3 separate regions of the Homo sapiens genome follow, and all the other regions are linked to region 2. Evidence: chromatin loops called from intact Hi-C (ENCODE). Cell type or tissue: endothelial cell of umbilical vein. All regions are shown on one strand.

Region 1 (8,000 bases), 430 kb before region 2:
ACTGCTTCTGTTTTGGTAGAGAGGTTTTCTTCATTCAGCTGACAATTCCCATTGTGCTGTATTTTGTTTTCCTCAGTCCTTGGTGCATCCTTGTCATCTACTTCTTTGCTCACACTTGAATCTGGTTCTTTATTGTGCTCTTTCTCCTACAATGAGTAATTAAGGTATGCATTTAATATTTTCCTCAAGAACTGCCTGCTATGACGACAAAAATGTGAAACTTTATCTTTTGCAAATTTAAAAAACTGGGTATGATTTTCTCTCATTACGTTTTCACACAAAATGAATATGCAAACACTATCAATTTCCCCTTTGTGTTCTCATAAAAGATGGACAATCCATGGAAATTAAATTAGAATTGGTGAACAGAAATTTTAAGCAAGTGCTCAATAAATGTTGCTGACAGACTTGAAAAACGGAGACAGATCTATTGAAAGAGTGAAATAATTTCCAAGGATGCCAGGATAGATTTTTAATCTGCAAACCAATGCAGCAAAAATAAGGAAATGTGGAAAAGGAAGTCACTATGCCTCCTGGAAAAGGCTGTTCAAGAGCACTCCAATTTCTACCCTCAATTTAAAAGAGTTAAATGAGAACAAACAGTGCCCGGCACATCGTAAATGCTTAATAAATGTTATCAATGTTATTGATGATGATGATAATCGTCTATCAGTATTACAGTACATAAAACTATAAGATAGATGTTCCAAAATTCATAATTTCCAAATACAAATATACTTTACCAGTGTAAGTAACTTAATTCACAACTACTTGAAGTATTTATCCAAGTGACAAAAAAGCTCACTTGGTGGAATGTGGTTTTCCATTAGGTATTCTAACCCAACAAACCTAATGTTAACTACACAAAGTCTTTTCAAACTTGCTGAAACATAAATTGAGGAAAATGGCATCAGGCAGAAATCCTATCTACATAAAATCAAATACATTTGTTACTGTTGATTTCTTAAATTTTTCTTATTGCATGCCATGTTAGGATTTAACTTAGTTTTTTTAGTTTTAATTGGCTCTTATCTCTTCAACATTTAGTTTTTTTAAATTACCAATTAAATATTTTAAATATTTTAAAATGCCATAAAATGCCAACAATGTACAAGACACTGTTCCCCAAAGAGCTTTCAGTCTAAAACCATTTGTATGCAATAAAGAACCATTTCAAGTGCCAGACACCGAATGACTGCTGCTTACTTTAAGTGAAGTACTGTTCTTCTCCAACTTCTCCTTCCCATCTCTATCATTAGAACTCTTTCTCATAGACGTTGAACGTTCTCTCTCTCTTCTTTCACTGATGTGGTCCCTTTCTTTTTCTCTCTTTTTATCCTTCTTATTTCTGCTATAAGAATATTGATATGTCAGTTAAATTCTAAGAAATTGTAAGATCTATTATATTCTTGACAAAATATCCTTTTCTAACACTGGATATCTAAAATAATGCATTGTTAATAAGCATCAACAGTAAGCTGGTTTGCAAAGTAACATAAATGAGCCCTACAACCTGACCTACCCCACCCTTACCCCAGTTAGTTTCTTAAGGATACACAAGTCATTTTGGCAGAGGCCACCATATGTTCTCATAAAACACTATTTGGCATAGCCTATTTAATAGTTTTCGAATATTCAATATTTGTTTATGTACTGCAATAAGGAGAAAATAAAACCAAATGAATATGTATCCGCCTCATTTCGCAAAGAGAAACAAAGGAAAGACAATCAAATGATTGGTCAATTACACAGGGTGAATGGGAACAAGGCAGATGGAATGGAGACAGGAGTGACATTTTCTGAATGTATCTTTTTGTCTAATTTCAGTTCATAAGAGAAAAGTTTTGACTTTCCTGGGTAAAGTATTTGTTTCAAAAATACAAACATGGCCTGCATCTATAGTATCCTAAGCCTTCCGTTATTCTCACAAAAGCCAAAAACCTATAAGCAAATAAACAAAAGACCCCTCTGCTGGAAAATCACAGAAAATCACCTAAAAAACCATAACCAATTAGTAAGGCAGTGGGATTAAAAAAATAAATATACAGAAATCAATAACTTTCCTATGTACAAACCTAACCTCCAATTAAACATAATGAAAGAAAATACCTCATTTCCAACAGCAACAACAACAAAAATTTCTAGGAATTAAGAAATGCATAAAGCCTGTATGAAACAAACGATGAAATATTTCTGAAAACACTAATGATGGCCTAATAAGATATACCACATTCCTTGTCTACAGCCATATCACCCTGAGCATGCCCGATCTCATCAGATACACCATATTCCTGGACAGACGACTTGTCATCATGAATCTTTATTAATAAACCTGTTTATCAATTTTCCCTAAGTTAATTTATAAATCGAATGCAACTGTAACACAAATCATCAATAGGTTTTATTTCTGGAATGCAGACAACTGACTCATGTTCAAGCAGAAAAATAACCACTGAAAGGAAAGCTAACTATACTCAAAAAAGCAATGAGGGGTATAGAGAACAGGCCTTGCCAAATACTTAAAAATACGGTATAATCTCAATAATTAAAAGGGTGGGACACTGGCACATGAACGGCCAGTCAAACCAATCCAAGGGCACAGAAGACCCAGAAATAGACCCAAACACACAGAAAAACACAGCACATGACAAAGGCAACATATCAAACTAATGTTAGAAAAATTGAGTTTTTAACAAATGGTACTGCAACAACACGGAAGCATTTGTAAAATAAAACTGAACCCATTTGCCATATTGTACACAAGAATAAGACTCTAACCAGAGATTTAACTGCAAAATATAAAACCATAAAAGTACAAGAAGGAACAATGGGAAAGTTCTATCATAATCTTGGAATAGGAAAAGCCTTTTATCAGTTTTTGACTCACATAAGAAGTCATAAAAGAAAAAGAGAAAGTTATTTTAAAAATGAAAAACCTTTGTAAAATCAAGTCTCACAAACAATTTTTTAAAAGAAACAGCAAACTGAGAATGTTATTTATAATCACATCACTAAACAATAAGCTCCCTAATATAAAAGAGTTCTTGGAAATAGAAAAGGAAACAAAAAGGCCAACAGGAAAATGGGCAGAGTATACAGACAATTCGCAGAAAAAGAAATACAAATGGCTTTCAAATCTATGAAGTGGTCACTTCTCTCATAATTAAGAGTGCAAACTGCTGCCAACTCTTATAGAGGATAATTAGGAAATATCTCTCAAAAATTACAAACATGCTTATTATCTAACTTAACAATGCCATTTCTTGAGATTTTTCCTACACACATGCACACTAAAAACAACTTAAGTCCAAAGCTATTCATTACAGCATTACATAATTTATGGTAAAAAAAATTCAAAAAACCCCTTCTACTGTAGCCTAGTTAAAAAACTAAGGTATGGCCATACAACGGAAGCCTACGCAATTATAAAAAGGAATTGAAGAAGCTCTCTCTGACCTGGTAAGTTAAGTGACAAAAAGACTTCCTGGTAGTTAAATGACAAAACCAAGGGCACAACAGTGTGTATTCTGTGTTGCTTCTTGTATTAGAAAAAAATGATACATTCTCATCTTGTTATCTGTATATGAAACTGGAAGCATATACAAAAAAACCTCACGAAGTCATTACTTCTGGGAACAGTGTAGATGGGCAAGAGTGGAAATTAAGACTTCCTGATACATAACTTTTATCTTTAATTTCTGAATAATGCATATGTATTATTCATTCAAAATATAAAGTTTAAAAAATAAAGAGAGAAATTTAAAATTTCAAAAAATATTTATTGCTTTCTCCTGTTTAGTTTTAGCACAAGCTCCCAACCTACCTCCTGGGGGACGGAGATCTAGAAGATTTCCTTTTTATGGTTTTTGATGTTCTTGGCGATCTGGAAGAACTCCTGCTCCTCCTCCTACGCCTTTCCCTGAAAATCAAAAACACATCATTTTTAAAAACAGCAATTGAAATAAACGGCAATTCAAATATACAAAAGCAAAAGGGTCCTTGATATTCTCATATGAACAGTATTCTTTAGAGGCCAGTTTAAACTTATGTCCTTTATGAGCATGTTCAATTACCTAACTTTAGAGTGGGTCAAATTATGAACCATAAATTTTACAGACTGATGAAAACATCATCTAAGACTTCATATTAGGAAGAGTAGAAGACCTCCTCCTTTTCACCTCGTTTATTTGAACAATTTCTTCAGTAGAAAAAATATTAATGGCGTGGCGTTTCTGCTTCTCTCAAGTGTATTTTCTCAGCAGCTAAAACAAGTTTTGCTTATCAAATCCTTTGTCATGTATCTAGCTCCTTGCTGCCCCACTGTGGATTATAACAAAGTAACAGGCCCTTTTCAAAAACTGAAACATAAACTGGCTTGTAAAATGTGAACTTTCTATACCCAATTATCAACAATGTCTACTTAAAAAGCATTTACATTACTATCATTTTAGAGAGAAATTGCTTTTCCCTCCAACCTCCTATCATTTCATTACTGTTGTTCTATTAATTTAAAATTTAGTGTACAAGTTGCTTAGATGTAAGCAAAACAGTTACAATCTGAAAAGTAAATATGACAGGAATAATTATAAAATAGATTACGTTATTATTATTAAAAACCATTTTGCTTATCAGATTAGCAAATGATACATATTCTAAACTACTTCAACTCAGAAACAATGAACTTCACTAGGTCTATAATTTAAGGGATATGGTACGAGGACATACCCAATGATCTATCTCACAAGTTCTGATAATCAGTGACCACATAGCTAAAAAACCAAATCCTCTGGAATTCATGTTATCCTTACCATTTCAGGAAACTGATTCTAAGAGACTAATAAAATAATTTAAGTTTTTCATTTCTAAAATAAAAAATGCTCACACGGTATATATAATATGTATTAAAATACAAAGCTCAAGAACTCTGAGAACACAACTCAATTCTACCTCTACCTAAGACTCTCTCCTCCATTACCCACTTTTATTCCCAAGACACTCCACAATTACACTTCTAATGTGGAAATTAGATACATTATTTGATTACATCAATGACATTCTCTTAACAGCTCAGCCTAAGAACCAAAAATACTTTTTTCAAAGCATGTGAATGTCAGCGTATTCCAGACTTTAAGATTACACAAAATCGCTCTGCCTTTATCAGTGTAATTCTTTTACTTATTTGTTCAGAAAGCACTATGTACAAGTGGATGTCTAATACCTACTAGCTGACGATAATGAGAGGAAAGTCTCCATAGACAGCAATCTAGACAATTACTTGAGAAAGAAATTGTATTAACAACTAAAGTTGGTGAGATTTAGACTTAAATTTGAGTTATACACCTTACCCAGCTATACAACCAGGATCATATTACTTAACCTAATCTGTTTTTCAACTGAAAAATAAAGACAATTAATAATTCAAGTTTTATTAGGTTGTTGAGGATTTAGGATAAAATCTGTAATGTGCAAAGCATAGAGTGTGACACAGAGTAGGTGCTCAATAAATATTGTTTTTTCCTTCCCTTTCTTGGTATCACCTTTAATGACAGTAAATTTAAGCATTAAAAAATTATTTAATATCATTTTCTTTAAAAGTATAAATTAGGAGACAATGTTAGAAATAAAAATATTAACTATTTTTTGAACAGTTAAAATATTCTCCATTTAGTAAACAAATCAGAACATTTGAAAAGCAGAAAAATGCTAAAAGACAAGAAATTGTAACTCTTGGCTGGGGGCGGTGGCGGCTCACGTCTGTAATTCCAGCACTTTGGGAGGCTGAGGCGGGTGGATCACCTGAGGTCAGGAGTTTGAGACCAGCCTGGCCAACATGGTGAAACCCCATCTCTATTAAATAAAATACAAAAATCAGTTGAGTGTGGTGGCACACGCCTGTAATTCCAGCTACTCAGGAAGCTAAGGCAGGAGAATCGCTGAACCCAGGAGGCAGAGGTTGCAGTGAGCAGATATTGTGCCACTGCATTCTAGCCTGGGTGACAAAGTGACACTCTGTCTAAAAAAAAAAAAAAAAAAAAAAAAATTCAAAGAAATTGTAACTCTTTACCAAGCTCTTCTGAAAGCATGAAACATTCCAAACTGCTGCCTTTATAAACTAATGTCAGTCATCTTTTATTCTCAAGGCCCCAGTTGTTACTGAAGAATGTATTTGAGCCAGGTGCAGTGACTGATGCCTGTAATCCCAGCACTTTGGGAGGCCAAGGAGGGCAGATCACTTGAGGCCAGGAGTTCAAGATCAACCTGGCCAATATGGTGAAACTCCATCTCTACTAAAAATACAAAAATTAGCCAGGCATGGTGGTGCACACCTGTAATCCCAGCTACTCGGGAGGCTGAGGTACAAGAATCACGTGAACCGAGGAGGGGGAGGTTGCAGTGGGTCAAGATCATGACACTGCACTCCAGCCTGGGCGATGAGCAAGACTCTGTTTCAAAAAATATATACATATATATTTAGGAATGAATGTGAACACTTGAACTTTCCTCTACACCAAACAACTTAAAATGGCCCGAGAAAAAGTTAAACATTCCCATGTCATCAAAAAAAGTAAATTCGTTATTAAAAAGGAATGAAAATAGTATTTGGTGCTGTGAAAGGTAATGTCTAAACAATCACAGAAACACAAAGGCATGTGTGACACAGAATCAATAAAATCACTTTGCAGTAAAGGTGTGGTTACAAGGCTCAAACCAGTACCCACAGCAAAGGAGGTTACATTAATTCTTCAATCTGTGGTTCAATGTGCTGAAATCCAGCAGTGATCTGTTTATTTTGAGCCTTGTTTTAACATATACTACTGCTTTCAACTTTATGCTTCTGAGGTAGTTTTTAAAAGTAAGTACAAGTACTAGAGAATTCTCAAACTTAATCTCTAAAATAAAGGAAAAGGGCTACTATACTTCTCATACAGAGCGTCAGCTTCCTCATGTTTTAAAACAGTGATGATAATAATCTTCTCCCAGGCCTGTTGTGAGGATTAAATAAGGTGAGACATGAAAAAGTCTACTGACATCATGTCTGGCATACAGTAAAGTGCACAATAAATGTCTACGATTATCTTTTATTATCTAGTCAAAGGCTGGTATTAAAAATAAACTACTAAAGCACAAGTTTTAAAAATGGGAAACATATATTCCTTTATCTCAAATTATTTTCTATTAAAAAACCATCTTTAAAAATCTTCAAAAATTTGCTAATATATATATTTAGTATTTTTAAGATAGTGTAGTATAAGTTAGGAACTTCCATTTACAGTCATGGTATCATCTGAAGTAAAGGATGTGGGTTTAGATAATCTTAAATCTCAAAAGTTGTTCTCATTGTACAGCTGTTACTATGGCAACTTGCTGCCACCTGGTGGTAGTAAAGCTATTAATAAACTGAAATCACGGTCCTAAGGAAAAACTCTAACCCTTAAAACTGACAAAATAAAACACGACCAAAATTTAAATGTTATGCACTTAACAAAATAAGGATAAAAATTAACTTAGGTGACAAAGAGGGCTAACACTGCAACTTCAGCAATCATTTTACATATTAAAATTAATCACACCATTCAAAAAAAGTTCAGGAAAAAGCCTAAGACGCAAATTCTTAATGTGCTTTTTAAAAAAAGTACCTTTCCCTGCCATCCCACCCTCTAAGAAAATAACAATTATTATTATTCTATTAAAATAGTGGTTACAAAGAATAGCTAAAACTCTTCAAATAATGTTGCCCAGTATCATCTCTTTCCCCACTCTGCTAGAGAAATGTTTACTCTGAAATTAGGAGAAAATGTTCTTATATTACTTTACAGGTTCCACTTGCGTACAGTAACCTTTTCTCCCTCCGTAAAAAATTTTGTTTCCAATTGTCATCAGCAAATCCCTTTGTAAAAATTTTAAGCATTATCAAACCTGCTGGAACTACGAGATCTTCGCGATGCATTGTAACTCCTGGGTGGTGTTCTGGATTTTTTATCCTTCTTTCTTTTTTCATC
Region 2 (8,000 bases):
TCTCTTTACTCCTAACTAGTATAAGACAAATCTGACTTGCCTAAAGCCAATTTCTTGCTCTGTGCTTGGGTCCTATCCAATCTCTTCCAGAGACATCACCCATGAAACATCATCTCTCTCAGCAAAATCTTTTTTTTTTTTTTTTTCTGAGACAGAATCTCGCTCAGTCACCCAGGCTGGAGTGCAGTGGCACGATCTCAGCTCACTGCAAGCTCCGCCTCTTGGGTTCACGCCATTCTCCTGCCTCAGCCTCCCGAGTAGCTGGGATTACAGGTGCCCACCACCACGCCCGGCTAATTTTTTGTACTTTTAGTAGAGACGGGGTTTCACTGTGTTAGCCAGGATGGTCTCGATCTCCTGACCTTGTGATCCGCCTGCCTCGGCCTCCCAAAGTGCTGGGATTACAGGCGTGAGCCACCGCGCCCGGCTCAGCAAAATGTTAAATGTCTCATTTGTACTGCCTCTTTATACACACATGTGCTGGAGTATTTACATTTCTCCACCTTAAGTAAAAAAACAAAAACTTCCTTGATCCTGGGTCCCCCACTAGACACCACTATTTCTTCCTTTCCCTTCATCCTCAAGACTTTTCAAAGTGGTCCAGCCAGCCCTACTATCTTTTTGTTCTTATGTCCCAAACACTCTTCACCCTACTTCAATCTGGGTCCTGGTCTCATAAAAAAATGGAAACTGCTCTCACCAAGGTCCCCAGTGATTTCTACTAAATGCAACAGACATTCTTCACTATTTACATCTTGACTTTTTGTGATACATGACAGTGTTTTCCACTCTTTCCTGTTTTTAACTCCCTCTTTTTTGGGAACTTTTCCCTCTTTGGGCTTTTGTGATAATGATTCCTCTTTTCATTTGATGTCTCTGGCTGTTCCCTCATGATTTTTATCATCAGTTGTCTTTTTTTAGGTTTTGTTTTTGTTTTTAGCCCCTTCTCAGGATTCCTTAGAGCTCTTCAGGATTCAGTTCTATGGCCTCTTTTCTTTTCATCTTGCACACCATGCCTGTTCCATTTGTATGGCTACACATGTCACCTATAGCTAAAGACTTCCAGATCTGTACCTCCAGCACAAATCTCCTGAGTTCTAGACCCATATGACCAACTGCCTGTTGGGTAGCTCCACTTGGATGTCAATGGTCACCTTAATACAGTATGTCTAAAATTAAATTGCTCATCTTCCTTGCCCCCAGAACCAAAACTGTCCTCCTTCTTTATTTCTTATCTCAAGGACGATCACCAGTATGTACTCAGTTGTCCAAATCAGAAACCCGGGAGGTTCTGGATGCTTTCTAATCTGTTCTCCAGATTGCCTGCAGAGTAATCATCCTAAAACATAAATCTGATCATGACACTCCCTTTCAATGGCATGGTTCCCCAGTGACTTCAGGATCAAGTTCAAGCTACTACTTCTGAATCTGCCCTAACTACCATGCTGGCTTTCTCAGTGCCATCCTTTTGCTCTCATATCTATGCTCCAGACATAATGAACTACTTTCACATCTCCCTCAAACTGTTAAGCTCTCCTCAGGCCTTTGCAAGACACTACACCAAGAGTTTATATGCATGTTCTTATTTAATCCTCCCAATAAGCCAAGAGGAAGATATTATCAACCCAATTTACTGGCTACAGAGAAGTAGCTTGCTCAAGGTCACATAGCATTTGTGCAGCTGGGATTCAAACCCAAGCCTGACTCCAGAGCCCATATTCTTTTGTATTTTTATTTATAAACTGAAAAGTATCTGAGGGCCCTTATTCTTTATTATCCTATACTGATGCTGCAACTCCCATCCCAGAAAAGGAAATCATCAAATTTCTCACCAATTGCACTTCTCTGATTTTGTACTTTGCTTTTAATGGGGAGAGAATAAGGTGACTTAAAGCATACATGCTTACATCACATGTCTGACTTGTTATCTATACCACTCCCTGAGAGATTGCTGCAGGGGCTGTGGAGAAGTGCCCCACTTTAGCTTTCATCCAGCTCTGAAAAACAGGTCACATAGACTTGGGCAGCTTTTTAGTCACCTGTTCTCAAAGAGTAAAACCACTCAAACATGGAAGACCTGGATGGCTGCCCTCTGCACCCAGGTCTCATTTTTTTCCAGAGCCCTTTAATGAACTGTTCATAGGTAATCAATAAATCACTTGGAAACAGTGTACTCCCAGGAAATGGCAAATTCTTCCTTAAAGTACTCAAACAAATAATCTACATCTTTTATTGATAAGGTTCAGCTGAGGCATTCTTTTCTTTTCTCTTTTTTTTGAAACGAAGTCTTGCTCTCTCACCCAGACTGGAGTGCAATGGCATGATTTTGGCTCACTGTAACCTCCACCTCCCAGGTTCAAGTGATTCTCCCACCTTGGCCCCTTGAGTAGCTGGAATACAAATTTTTGTATTTTTAGTCGAGACAAGGTTTCACCATGTTGGCCAGGCTGGTCTTGAACGCCTGACCTCAGGTGATCCACCCGCCTCGGCCTCCCAAAGTGCTGGGATTACAGGCATGAGCCACTGTGCCCAGCCTCAGCTGAGGTATCCTAAGAAAACACTCTATGCAATAAATGCTGGTTCTTTATTCCCTATTGATAGGATTTATTGACTTGTTACTATCATCTATCATCTGGAATTATGACTATAATTCAGACATCAGCAAAAAAAAAAAAAAAAGGGGAGAGAGAAGCTTATTATAAAAGGACTTCTCAAGAAATAGTTGATTCAGTTATTCCTTCAGCAAATATTTACTGAGGTTACAAAGATGAATAAGACAAAGTTATTACCTTTCAGGAGAGTACAGACTTGTGAGGAAGAAATACGGAAAGAGACATTAGAGTATCAGGTAGCAGGCCGGGTGTGGTGGCTCACGCCTGTAATCCCAGCAATTTGGGAAGCCAAAGAGAAAGGATCACTTGAGCCCAGAAGTTCAAGACCAGCCTAGGCAACGTGGTGAGACCTCATCTATAGTCCCAGCTACTTGGGACGCTCACTTGATCCCAGGAGGTCAGGCTACAGTGAGCCACAATTGTGTCACTGCACTCCAGCCTGGGTAACAGAGTAAGACCCTGTCTCTAAAAATAATAATGAAATAACAGAATATCAGGTAACAAATTCTATATAAATAAGGCAATGGAGAATGAAGAGGACAGTGTGTGTGACTCTGCCTTGGGGAATCTAGGAAAGACTTCAATGAGGATGTAACTTCTAAACTGGCTGAGTCTTTCAAGATAGCTCTATGAGGTAAGGTGGGTACACGGGTTTAATGGGATGTGGAGGGATAAGAGGTAAGGCTAAAATAGGTTAGACCAGATTTGTGTCTTTTTAGTGACTTTCATAAATAAACCAATGAAGGAAACAAAAATGGTTTAATTGGGTTGGAAATTTCTGATGCACAATGTATTAAGATGATGGACAGGTTGGGGCTTAAAGACAGTTCTGAATATTGGTGGCTGCTAAGTCTTGCAAGAAATTCTGGGGCCATTCTTTTCTGTTTTCCATAACTATGAGTTTCTTCTCCATCTCTCATTCTGCACATACAGACATAACCTTAGAACTCAGTTCTCCTCTTTCATACTGTTTGTATATATTTTTTATCATTATTGGCTACAAATAAACAGCTAATGGAATTGATGTAGAGTAACATACTTTTATTTTATTTCAACCAGGATTTGTGGAAAGTTTTCTAAGTATATTCTAGAAAATGTTACACACAGTTACTTCTAACTGAAAGTTCCTTAAATGCAATGCATCAGGATCTATATGTCGGTTAACTATTTGTTCTATATAATCTGTATTAAGAAGTTTAAAAATAAATGATACTTCTTTTGAAGATTGTTTTGGCCTTTTTTATCTGTAAGACAAAAAGCCTATGTTTATAAATTAATCCCCAATGTAGTCCCTGGTGCTTAGTAAATATTTGTTGATGGAATTAAAATCCACGTGAATACTGAGCTTTATTACTACCCAATGCTAGCCATAGCTATACCAGCAAGGCTGACTGATCTGCTTCCCCAAGTCAGGAGAGGAATTGAAGACATTTTTCCTTGTAATTCTACTAGAATGTAAGCTCTTTGGGAATGTGGTCCATGTCTTAGTCATTTTTGTATTTCTTGGCAAATGTGGAAGAATGTGTTCAGCATATAACATATATGTTTTAACTGTTCAATCAATGAGTATAGGAAAGTGATGAAAATCTAAATTAGTCTGTCCTAAAATGACCACTAAGTTCAGTCCCAGACACCAAGTAAATAAAGCAAATAATAAAGCAATCAAAAGAAGATGCTAAAACAACAACAGAGTTGTTGAAGAAAAGTAATTATGTGAGAGACACGTCATAAAGAGACTTTGAGTCATGGATAGATAATCTACAATACATGCCAGTACACTTGAAAAGCAAAGTGCTACAATTCGACTGCTCTTGCCTCCACCTGCTGGTATAGGAAAGTAATTTTTTAGATTGGGCAGAAATTGTTTAGCAACCATAGAAAAATGCTAGGAAAACAGTGGGCTTTCAAAGTTATCTTGCCAAGATAATATATAAACATCCTATAAACAACCATTCACGAAAAATGTACACCATGAACTCAGCTACAAGTATGTTGAGTATAGAGAAGAACTACGCTAAATATGGAGACATTCTGGCCTTTATTTTGAGTAGCCTCTAGCATCTGGTAAAGTCAAAAGCATTATGAGTTTTCCTTCATTGTACAGTCTCTTTTTTGTATTGAAAAAAATTGCATTTGAATTTGAGAACTAGAATGATCATTACAACTTCAATGGTCTAATCTTGGTCTTATGTAGCATAAATATACATTTATTTTGGAAACAGTGCCACATACATCCTTAATGTGTACAACTTCCTCTAGCAGTAAGACTTAAGAACAATGATTATTTTCAACTCTTTTTACAAAATGTTTATGATCCATTTTTTTAAAAAAGGTAACTTTATTTTAGATTTTGTAATGTAATAAGTTTTTGTTTCCAAATTTCATTGTAAATAAATGAAAAGGAACTCTTCAAAATTTTCTTTTTTAAGAGATATGAATAAAAATGTTAAAATGTTAGAAACTACTTAAGGGCATATGAAAAACTGTATGATGCTAGAAATATTTGTAATATTTCTGCCACTGACAAATAGAGCTTTCAGAAAAGGTTCACATTACAAAGTTGAACAAAAATCTCAGGTTCTAAAAAATAAGTAACAAAAGATAATTGGTTAATTTTCTTCTAATTTTGTATATGACACAGCTAACTTAATGATTATAGGTTCTAAATAAATTGATTATACATGAACTTGAAGAGATTTCTTTTCTTAAATCCTATCCCTGGCTTATGTAAAGCCAACTGAGACCACAGAGCATATAAAATCAAGTGCTGCTTCACAAATGAAATAAAGTGTTCCTTGATTCATTACTAATGCGACTATCCACATACATGGAAAACCACAACTCAGATATTCCCCTTTTATTTTTCTCTAGAAACATGAATAAATTGCTTTTGGCACACTTAATTGGTGTTTGGGGCATACTTTTCACAATTGAAGTCCTTAGTAAATTACTCAGGAGAGAGACTCTCCTCTTTCAGTACATTATTTAATACTTAGGCTTGTTAGTGTGTGTCATTTACACATAAATATTTTGTTGTGTGAATGATGATGCCTAGATCCTCTCATCTGAGGCCTGGCTAATAGCTAGTATGCTTCTTGTTAAGACTGGTTCAGTCAAAAATAAGTGTTAATTATTTTTACGTGTGACAATGGTATTATGATTATGTTTTTGAAAAAAAAATTTCACAAAGTGATCTACAGATTGAATGCAATCCCTATCAAAATACCAATGACATTCTTCACAGAAATAGAAAAACAATCTCAAAACTTGTATGAAACCACAAAAGGTTCCAAATAACCAAAGCAATTTTGAGTAAAAAGAATAAAGCTGGAGGTATCATACTACCTCACTTCAAAACTTATTACAAAGGCCAGGCATGGTGGCTCACACCTGTAATCCCAGCACTTTGGAAGGCCAAGGCAGGCTGATCACTTGAGGTCAGGAGTTTGAGACCAACCTGGCCAACTGGTGAAACCCTGTACTAAAAATACAAAATTAGCTGGGTGTGCTGGTGTACACCTGTAATCCCAGTTACTTACTCAGGTGGCTGAAGCAGGAGAATCGCTTGAACCAGGGAGGCAGAGGCTGCAGTGAGCCAAGATCACGCCACTGCACACCAGCCTAGGCAACAGAGCGAGACTCCATCTCAAGAAAAAAAAAAAAAAAAAAGAATTACGTATATATTATATATATATAATATACGTATATATAAAATATATATATATAACAAAGCTATAGTAACCAAACAGCATGGTACTGGCATAAAACAGACACATAGCTGATGGAACAGCCTAGAAAGCCCAGAAATAAATCCACACATTTATGGCCAACCGATTTTGGACGAAGATGCCAGGAACACACGAAAAGACAGTCTCTTCAGGGAACGGTGTTGGGAAAACTGGAGATTCACATGCAGTCGAATGAAATTAGACCCTCATCTCATCCCATATACAAAAATCAACTGAAAATGGATTAAAGACATAAATGTAAGATCCTAAACTGTGAAACTACTAGCAGAAAATGGTTATGGTTTGAATGCTTGTTCCCTTTGAAACTCATTTTGAAACTGAATCCTCAGTTTAACAGTATTAAGAGGTGAAGCTGTTAAGAGATGATTGGGTCATGAGGGCTTTGCCTTCATAAGTGGATTAATCCATTCATGAATTAGTGGGTGAATTAATGGGGAAGAACAGGAGTGGGTTAGTTATCAGAAGAGTAGATCTGTCATAGGAGCCAGTTTTGTTCTCAGTGTGCCTCACTCACCGCGTTATGTCCTCCACCATGTTATGACACACTGAGAAGGCCCTCACCAGATGCAGAAGACCCTCGACCTTGCACTTCCCAGCTTCCAGAACCGTAAATAATAAATTTCTTTTCTTTATAAATTACCTAGCCTCAGGCATTCAATTATGGCAACAGAAAATGAACTAAGACAGAAAATATATGGGAAAAGCTCCATAACACTAGTGTGGGCAATGATTTTTTGGATATGACCCCACAAGCAGAGTCAACAAAAGCAAAAGTGGACAAATGGGATTACATCAAACTAATAAGCACAGCAAAGGAAACAATAAACAGAATGAAGAGACAACCTATAGAATGGGAGGAAATATTTGCAAAATATACATCTCATAAGGGATTAATATCCAAAATATACAAGTAACTCAATAAATTCAATAGCAAGAAAACAACCCCAATAAAAAATGGGCAAAGGACTCAAACAGACATTTCTCAAAAGCAACATATAAATGGCAAACAGGTATATGAAAAAAATGCTCAACATCAACATTAGGGAAATGCAAATTAAAACCACAATGAAACATCATCTCACACCTGTTAAAATAGCTATTATGGAAAAGACCAAAGATAGCAAGTCTTTGGTGGAGAAAAGGGAACCCGCACACACTGTTAGTAGGAATATGAATTCATACAGCCATTATGGAAAACAGTATGGAGGTTTCTCAAAATATTAAACATAGAACTACTATACAATCCAACAATCCCACTACTGGGAATATATCTTTAAAAAATGAAATCAATATGGAAGAGATATCCACACTCTCATGTTTGCTATATATTATTCACAATAGACAAGACATAGAATCAACTTGTGTCCATCAGCTGACAAATGGATATAGAAAATGTGGTATACATACACAATGAAATATTATTCAGCCATAAAAAAGGAAATTCTGTCATTTGTGACAACATGGATGAACCTGGTGGAAAGTGTTAACTGAAATAAGCCAGCAACAGAAAGACACATACTGCATGATCTCACTCATATGTGGAATGTAAAAAAGTTGATCTCATAGAAGTACTATAGAAAGTAGAATTGGCCAGGCATGGTGGCTCATGTCTGTAATCCCAGCACTTTGGGAGGCATAG
Region 3 (8,000 bases), 480 kb before region 2:
GCTGCTAGAGTACAAGGAAGGAGGATATAAATAAAAAGATAGAACTCATTCAAGAGGACTCTGCATTAAGGCAGACTATTAATATAAATCATTGCATTTCTATAACAGCAGGGGGGATTTATCATTTCATTTATCCAGACTTTGCTGAAGAATTTTTAAATGTGCCACAGTTTGCCCCATAGGCGTCTGAAAGCACATGTGATTTTAACCAGTGTAATGTTTGAGTACGTCTGGCCCCCTATCAAGGTTGATAATAAATGTGATTTACAAAAATGTAGCAAAGTAGGTCACTGCTATCTGCAAACATGGCTCACAATAATCAAAGGAACATAGGAAGAAAATGATGGGAACATAGGAAGAAAATTTCCAAGATGAGAAATTAAATAGTGTGCCTTTTCTGGACAGACAGAATCCACTGCAAAAGCACAACACTGATTTGCTTTTCAGCCACCAGACCTACTCTTCTTGTAGCCACGTATGACTAAGCCCTAGGGCAATGGCAATAAAATCAGAAACCATTTGGTAAGTAGAATCTTGGGAGATTATATTGACCTATGTGTCCCTCATGGTGTCCCACCATGTTAAGCCAAACAGTGCCCCAGCTAAATCCTAACCCAAATAGGCAGAGTATACAAATAAGCCAAAGTCATAGTCACTTCCCAAGTACCTCCCTGGCAGTCCCACCCACCTCCTGACACAGTATCATGACCACCCATGTAACAAAGGAAGGACTATTATCAGGATACCCTGCTCCCCACCTATAACCCTTAGAGATCTTATGTTTCCAATAGGCAGCATGATCAACTTTCTTAGCACCCAGAGCCAACACAAATGTTCTGCATTCTAGGTTTTATATACCAGTGAAAGGAAAATATGTATTCTTCTTTTATCCAACTATTGCTATGTTTATCAAGGACTATAACTGGGCCCAAAACCTAGATGGAACAGGTTCATTTAATAAGGGTGTTCTAATGCAACAGCTGGACATGAAAAGAAAAGGAAAGAAACAAAGAAAAGCCACTGTGCAGATATCTGAGGAATCCAATCCTGATCTCATTTTCATAAAATTATGAAGTCCCAACAGTACATAGCAGTTACAAACTCTGCTTCATGAATCTTCATTCATTCACCCAATCAATGTGTCCTGACCATCAGCTGTGACCTAGAAACTGCTGGGGTGGGGAAAGCAGTGATTATTCATAAGATGTAATCCTTGGCCTTAAGAAACCTTGAGAAGTAGGAATATCTGTGTGTGTACACATGCTCAGAAATAGGTCATTACAACTGAGTGTGCAAGTGCTATGGCTGGGGATATAAGGCCTCTAACAAGTATAGCAAGCTGACTCAGGCCACCCACAGATCAGGTCCTAATCCCTGGAACCTGTAAATGTTACCTTATAAGGAAAAGGGGTCTTTGCAGATGTGATTAAGCTAAGGATATTGGCATGAGGAGATTATCCTGATGGGCCCTAAATCCAATCATAAGTGTCCTTATATGAGAGAGAAAGAGGGAGATTTGATACAGACACACAGTAGAAACGGCCATGAGAAGACAGAGGCAGAGATCAGAGTGATGCAGCCACAAACCAAGGAATGCCGGCAGCCACCAGAAGCTGAAACAGTCAAGAAAGGGATTCTCCTCCAGAACCTTCTGAGGGTGTGCAGCCTGAACTACATTCTGACTTTGGACTCTGGCCTTCAGTCCTGTGACCAAATTCATTCCTGTGTTTTAAGCCATCAAGTTTGTGGTCATTTGTAATAGTGGCCACAGGAAACTAATACACCAAAAGTTGGGAAAGACTTTCCAGGGGGGAAACAAAAATGCCTGAGCTGCGTTGTAGAAGGTGTGGAGATGGAAAGTGAGAAGTCAGTGGTTGGTTGTGGCTGGTGTAGAAAATGCAAGAAGGCACCACTTCTCAGCCTTTTAGCTAAGACCAAGTGTAGTATATGTTCCTATCAGTTTAAAATGCAAGAAAGTGAGAGAGAAGACCAGTCGTGGGCTACATTATGGGGCTACATTATACATTGTCAATTATTTGTTTTGTTTGACATTTATTCATGGTGAATGAAAGGGAGCTATTGCAAGGTATTCAGCCATTTACAATTTAGACTTACATTTCAGAAAGGTCTCTCTACCCATACTGTAGAGACCTTTACCACCCCCACCCCCATATCTAGTCTATTGGGAAATCCTATGGACTCTATATTCCAAATACATCCAAACTCCTGCTTCTTTCCCTGTAGACACTGTTACCATTCTGATCCAAGCCATGGTTGTCTCTTCTGGATTTTGAAATAGGCTTCCATTTGGGCCTCTGCTTTTCTTCTTGCCTGTCTGTAGCCTAATCTCAACACAGCACTCAGCATGTCACTTAAATCAGGTCATGTCACTCCTCTCCTTCCCATTTCACTCAGAGCAAGAGCCAAAGCCCTAGAATGCCCCTTCCCGTGCTCCACTGCCTCACACCCTGGGCCTGACCTCCCTCCCTCACCCTGAGGCAGACACAGTGCCTCCTCTCTGCCACTCCCTGAACACACCAACCCAGTCCTGCCTCAGGCTTTTCACACACCGTTTGCTTTGTTTGGAATGATTTGTCTCTTTGATATCCCTTACCTCCTTCAAGTCTTTGCCTAAATGTCACTGTCTTGATGAGGTTTACCCTAACACAATTGTATTTTAAACTGCAACCTCCCTCTTACCCTGCTTTTCCTCTTTTCTTCCATATCTTCTAACATGTCTGATATAGTTTGGGTGTTTGTCCCCTCCAAATCTCAAGCTGAAAAGTAATCGCCAGTGTTGGAGTGCGGCTTGGTGGGAGGGGTTTGGGTCATGGGGACGGATCCTTCATGAATGGCTTGGTGCTGAGTTCTCCCTCTGAGTTCATGCAACATCTGGTTGTTTAAAAGAGTGTGACACCTCCCCCAACTCTTGCTCCCACTCTCGCCATGTGGTGCCTGCTTCCCCTTCACCTTCCACCATGATTGGAAGCTTCCTGAGGCCCTCATCAAGAGCAGATGCCAGCACCATGCTTTCGGTAGAGCCTGCAGAACCGTAAGCCAAAATAAACCACTGTTTTTTATAAATTATCCCAAACTTAGGTATTCTTTTATAGCAAGAACAGACTAATACAATATCTAAATTTGCTTATTGTGTTTATTATTTAATATCCATCTCCCCCTCTAAAATGTAAGCTCCATGGAGAAAGGAATCTTTGTTTTGTTCACAGCCATAACCTAGGTGATGACACATATCAGGTGCTGAAAAAATATTTGTTGAATAATTAAGTGAACAATGAATGGGAACAGGATAGAGCAGAGGTGACCCTGGAGGCTGGGAAGCCAGATGAGCTCAGAGCACTGCGTAATGCTCTGACTCTAAAATGATGTAACCCATGGCAAGCCTTTAAATGTCAACTCGAAAGGATGACAAAAAAAAATATTGGTTCTGAAAATACACTAATTAGCCCACAATGTTTGCTGGACTATATTATGTCAATGTTCAGATAGATTTCGGTAAACATTCTGAACATTGGGCTTAAAAGTCATTTAACAAATATGGATTAAGCTATTATGATAGTGAAGGACATTCAAACATCGAATCTCAAAAACTTTACAGTTTGATAAGAGAAATAAGGTATCTAGAAGATTGTCACATATTTTAGAGGGGTTTTGTAAGTAGGCTGTTATAAGAATATTTGTAAGAATGCAGCAACTATAAACAAGCAATGCTGACCAAGCCATTCTCGCATATAGTATTGCTTGAGTATAAATTAAAGCAGCATTTTTGAAAAGCATTTTGGTAATACACATTAATAGCCTTAAAGAATTTTATTCCACGATCTAAAGAGAAAAAAGTGCACAGGAAAAAACTGAGAAAAAATACGCCAAAATGTTAACAATGATTCTTTCTAAAAGATTAATCACCAGATACCAGTGACAACCCAACAGTTTTATGTGACAGTGAAACCCAGCGGTCCTAGTCAGCAGGGGGCACTCGTCCATGCAGTGATTAAGGGATCCAGACTCCTTCCATCTCCTGGTTCCTCACATCCCCTAGAGCCTAATTATCAACTGCTTCCTTCCAGCAGACAGAAAAACATCTTGAGGAAAGTACACTAGTAACTTCAAAGTCTTGGCTTGAAAGTGACCTGTTTACACATCATTGGTCACATGTAGATGCAGTGGGTGAGAGGTAGGGACTGCAAAATCTATCCCCAGACTAATTATGGAAAAAAGAACAAGACGTTTGGTGAACAGTAAAGTGAGCCTTCTCTGCCACAGGGGGATATTCTTCTCCTTTATATGTATCTTTATTTTCTAAATGTTCTGTAATGAACAAGCACTGCTTTAATAATGAGGAAAAAATCATACATTTATATATACATATATATACACATATATATGTCTGCAAAAAGAAAAAAGTTAATAATCTTTGATCCAGTAAATTCATTCTTTACATTTATAATAAATAAATAATTAGATTGTGGGGGTTGGCTGGCAAAATGGCCAAATAGGAATAGCTTCAGTCCACAGCTCCCAGCAAGATCAGTGCAGCAGGGAGGTGATTTCTGCATTTCCAATTGAGGTACCCAGTTCATCTCATTGGGACGGGTTAGACAGTGGGTGCAGCCCACGGACAGCGAGCCAAAGCAGGGTGGGGCATCGCCTCACCCAGGAAGCACAAGGGGTCAGGGAACTCCCTCCCCTAGCCAAGGGAAGCCCTGAGGGACTGTGCCATGAGGGACTGTGCATTCCAGCCCAGATACTATGCTTGGACTGTGCATTCTGGCCCAGATACTATGCTTTTCCCATGGTCTTCACAACCCACTGACCAGGAGATTCCCTTGGGTGCCTATACCACCAGGGCCCTGGGTTTCAAGCACAAAACTGGGTGGCCATTTGGGCAGACACCCAGCTAGCTGCCAGAGTTTTTTTCATACCCCAGTAGCACCTGGAACACCAGTGAGACAGAGCCGTTCTCTCCCCTGGAAAGGGGGTGCTGAAGCCAGGGAGCCAAGTGATCTTGCTCAGAGGATCCCACCCCCATGCAGCCCAGCAAGCTATGATCTACTGGCTTGAAATTCTCACTGCCAGCACAGCAGTCTGAAGTCAACCTGGGACACTTGAGCTTGGTGGGGGGAAGGGCATTACTGAGGCTTCAGTAGGCGGTTTTCCCCTCACAGTGTAAGCAAAGCCACTGAGAAGTTCAGACTGGGCGGAGCCCACTGCAGCTCGGCAAAGCTGCTGTAGCCAGACTGCATCTCTAGATTCTTCCTCTCTGGGCAGGGCATTTCTGAAAGAAACACAGCAGCCCCAGTCAGGGACTGTGGGCGCAGCTTTAGCAGACTTAAACGTTCCTGCCTGCTGGCTCTGAAGACAGCAGCAGATCTCCCAGTACAGCATTCGAGCTATGCTAAGGGACAGACTGCCTCCTCAAGTAGGTACCTGACCCATGTGCCTCCTCATGGGGAGACACCTCCCAGCAGAGATCGACAGACATCTCATACAGGAGAGCTCCAGCTGGCATCTGGTGAGTGCCCCTCTGGGATGAAGCTTCCAGAAGAAAGAAAAGGCAGCAATCTTTTCTGTTCTGCAGCCTCCGCTGGTGATACTCAGGCAAACAGGGTCTGGAGTGGACCTCCAGCAAACTCGAGCAGACCTACAGCAGAGGGGCCTGAAGGGGCCTGAATGTTAGAAGGAAAACTAACAAACAAAAAGGAATAGTATCAACATTAACCAAAAGGATGTCCACACAAAAACCCCATCCCAAGGTCACCAACATCAGACCAAAGGTCAATAAATCCACGAAGATGAAGAAAAACCAGTGCAAAAAGGCTGGAAATTCCAAAATCAGTATGCCTCTTCCCCTCCAAAGGACCACAAGTCCTCGCCAGCAAGGGAACAAAACTGGACGGAGAATGAGTTTGACAAGTTGACAGAAGTAGGCTTCAGAAGGTGGATAATAACAAACTCCTCCGAGCTAAAGGAGCATGTTCTAACCCAATGCAAGGAAGCTAAGAACCTTGAAAAAAGATGAGATGAATTGCTAACTAGAATAACTAGTTTAGAGAAGAACATAAATGACCTGATGGAGCTGAAAAACACAGCACGAGAACTTCGTGAAGCATGCACAAGTATCAATAGCCAAATCAATCAAATGGAAGAAAGGATATCAGAGATTGAAGATCAACTTAATGAAATAATGCATGAAGTCATGATTAGAGAAACAATAATAAAAAGGAAAGAACAAAACCTCCAAGAAATATGGGACTATGTGAAAAGACCAAACCTACATTTGATTGGTGTATCTGAAAATGATGGGGAGAATGGAACCAAGTTGGAAAATACTCTTCAGGATATTGTCCAGGGGAGAACTTCCCCAATCTAGCAAGACAAGCCAACATTCAAATTCAGGAAATACAGAGAACACCACAAAGACACTCCTCAAGAAGACCAAGACACATAATCATCAGATTCACCAAGGTTGAAATGAAGAAAAAAATGTTAAGAGCAGCCAGAGAGAAAGGTCGGGTTACCCACAAAGTGAAGCCCATCAGACTAAGAGCAGATCTCTTAGCAGAAACCCTAAAAGCCAGAAAAGCATGGAGGCCAATACTGAACATTTTTAAAGAAAAGAATTTTCAACCCAGAATTTCATATCCAGCCAAACTGAGCTTCATAAGCAAAGGAGAAATAAAATTATTTACAGACAAACAAATGCTGAGAGATTTTGTCACCACCAGGCCTGTCTTACAAGAGTTCCTGAAGGAAGCACTAAATATGGAAAAGAAAAACCAGTACCAGCCACTGCAAAAACATACCAAATTGTAAAGACCATCAACACTATAAGAAACTGCATCAACTAACGGGCAAAATAACCAACTAGCATCATGATGACAGGATCAAATTCACACATAACAATATTAACCTTAAATGTAAACAGGCTAAATGCCCCAATTAAAAGACACAGACTGGCAAATTGGATAAAGAGTCAAGACCCATCAGTGTGCTGTATTCAGGAGACCCATCTCAAGTGCAAAGACACACATAGGCTCAAAATAAAGGGATGGAGGAATATTTACCAAGAAAATGGAAAGCAAAAAAAAGCAGGGGTTGCAATCCTTGTCTCTGATAAAACAGACTTTAAACCAACAAAGATCAAAAGAGACAAAGAACACCATCACATAATGGTAAAGGGATCAATGCAACAAGAAGAGCTAACTATCCTAAATATATATGCACCCAATACAGGAGCACCCAGATTCATAAAGCAAGTTCTTAGAGACCTACAAAGAGACTTAGACTCCCACACAATAATAGTGGGAGACTTTAACACCCCATTGTCAATATTAGACAGATCAACGAGAGAGAAAATTAACAAGGATATTCAGGACTTGAAGTCAGCTCTGGAACAAGAGGACCTAATAGAGAGCTATAGAACTCTTCACCCCAAATCAACAGAATATACATTCTTCTCAGCACCACATCGCACTTATTCTAAAATTGACCACATAATTGGAAGTAAAACACTCCTCAGCAAATGCAGAAGAATGGAAATCATAACAAGCAGTCTCTCAGACCACAGTGCAATCAAATTAAAACTCAGGATTAAGAAACTCACTCAAAACCGCACAACTACATGGAAATTGAACAAACTGCTCCTGAATGACTACTGGGTACATAACGAAATGAAGGCAGAAATAAATAAGTTATTTGAAACCAATGAGAACAAAGACACAATGTACCAGAATCTCTGGTACACAACTAAAGCAGTGTTTAGAGGGAAACTTATAGCACTAAATGACCACAGGAGAAAGTGGGAAAGATCTAAAATCAACACCCTAACATCACAATTAAAAGAACTAGAGAAGCAAGAGCAAACAAATTCAAATGCTAGCAGAAGACAAGAAATAACTAAGCTCAGAGCAGAACTGAAGGAGACACAGACATGAAAAACACTTCAAAAAATCAATGAATCCAGGGGATGGTTTTTTGAAAAG

Evidence for each region. A loop is a pair of places that touch in the nucleus more often than their neighbours do. Peaks named below come from ENCODE experiments on the same cell type or tissue, not always from the same donor. Only the 100,000 strongest peaks of a DNase experiment are listed, where the experiment ranks them.
Region 1: a loop joins it to region 2, with 4 times the contacts of the local background. A loop is called at or near these places in 8 of 110 quality-filtered maps.
Region 3: a loop joins it to region 2, with 21 times the contacts of the local background. A loop is called at or near these places in 3 of 110 quality-filtered maps.

Annotation. Positions count from the first base shown.
Region 1 is chr5:66,170,865-66,178,864 of GRCh38, reverse strand. SREK1 (splicing regulatory glutamic acid and lysine rich protein 1) reads right to left here. Exons shown (of 12, transcript NM_001077199.3): 9 at 7,918-8,000; 10 at 3,824-3,919; 11 at 1,207-1,351; 12 at 1-146. Among named protein-coding and RNA genes, the nearest start is that of SREK1, 31 kb to the right of the region's middle. In endothelial cell of umbilical vein, a CTCF peak has its summit at 4,322; DNase peaks (open chromatin) are centred at 4,334 and 7,364.
Region 2 is chr5:65,739,152-65,747,151 of GRCh38, reverse strand. All of the region lies in intron 1 of NLN (neurolysin), which reads right to left. Among named protein-coding and RNA genes, the nearest start is that of NLN, 21 kb to the right of the region's middle. In endothelial cell of umbilical vein, a CTCF peak has its summit at 4,433 (motif pointing left); a DNase peak (open chromatin) is centred at 4,381; H3K27ac peaks cover 711 bases.
Region 3 is chr5:66,219,833-66,227,832 of GRCh38, reverse strand. LOC124901219 (U2 spliceosomal RNA) reads left to right here and starts at 1,909; the gene lies at 1,909-2,099. RefSeq lists enhancers at 4,189-4,688, 4,689-5,190. In endothelial cell of umbilical vein, a CTCF peak has its summit at 3,994 (motif pointing right); no DNase peak of the experiment used is centred here; H3K27me3 peaks cover 389 bases.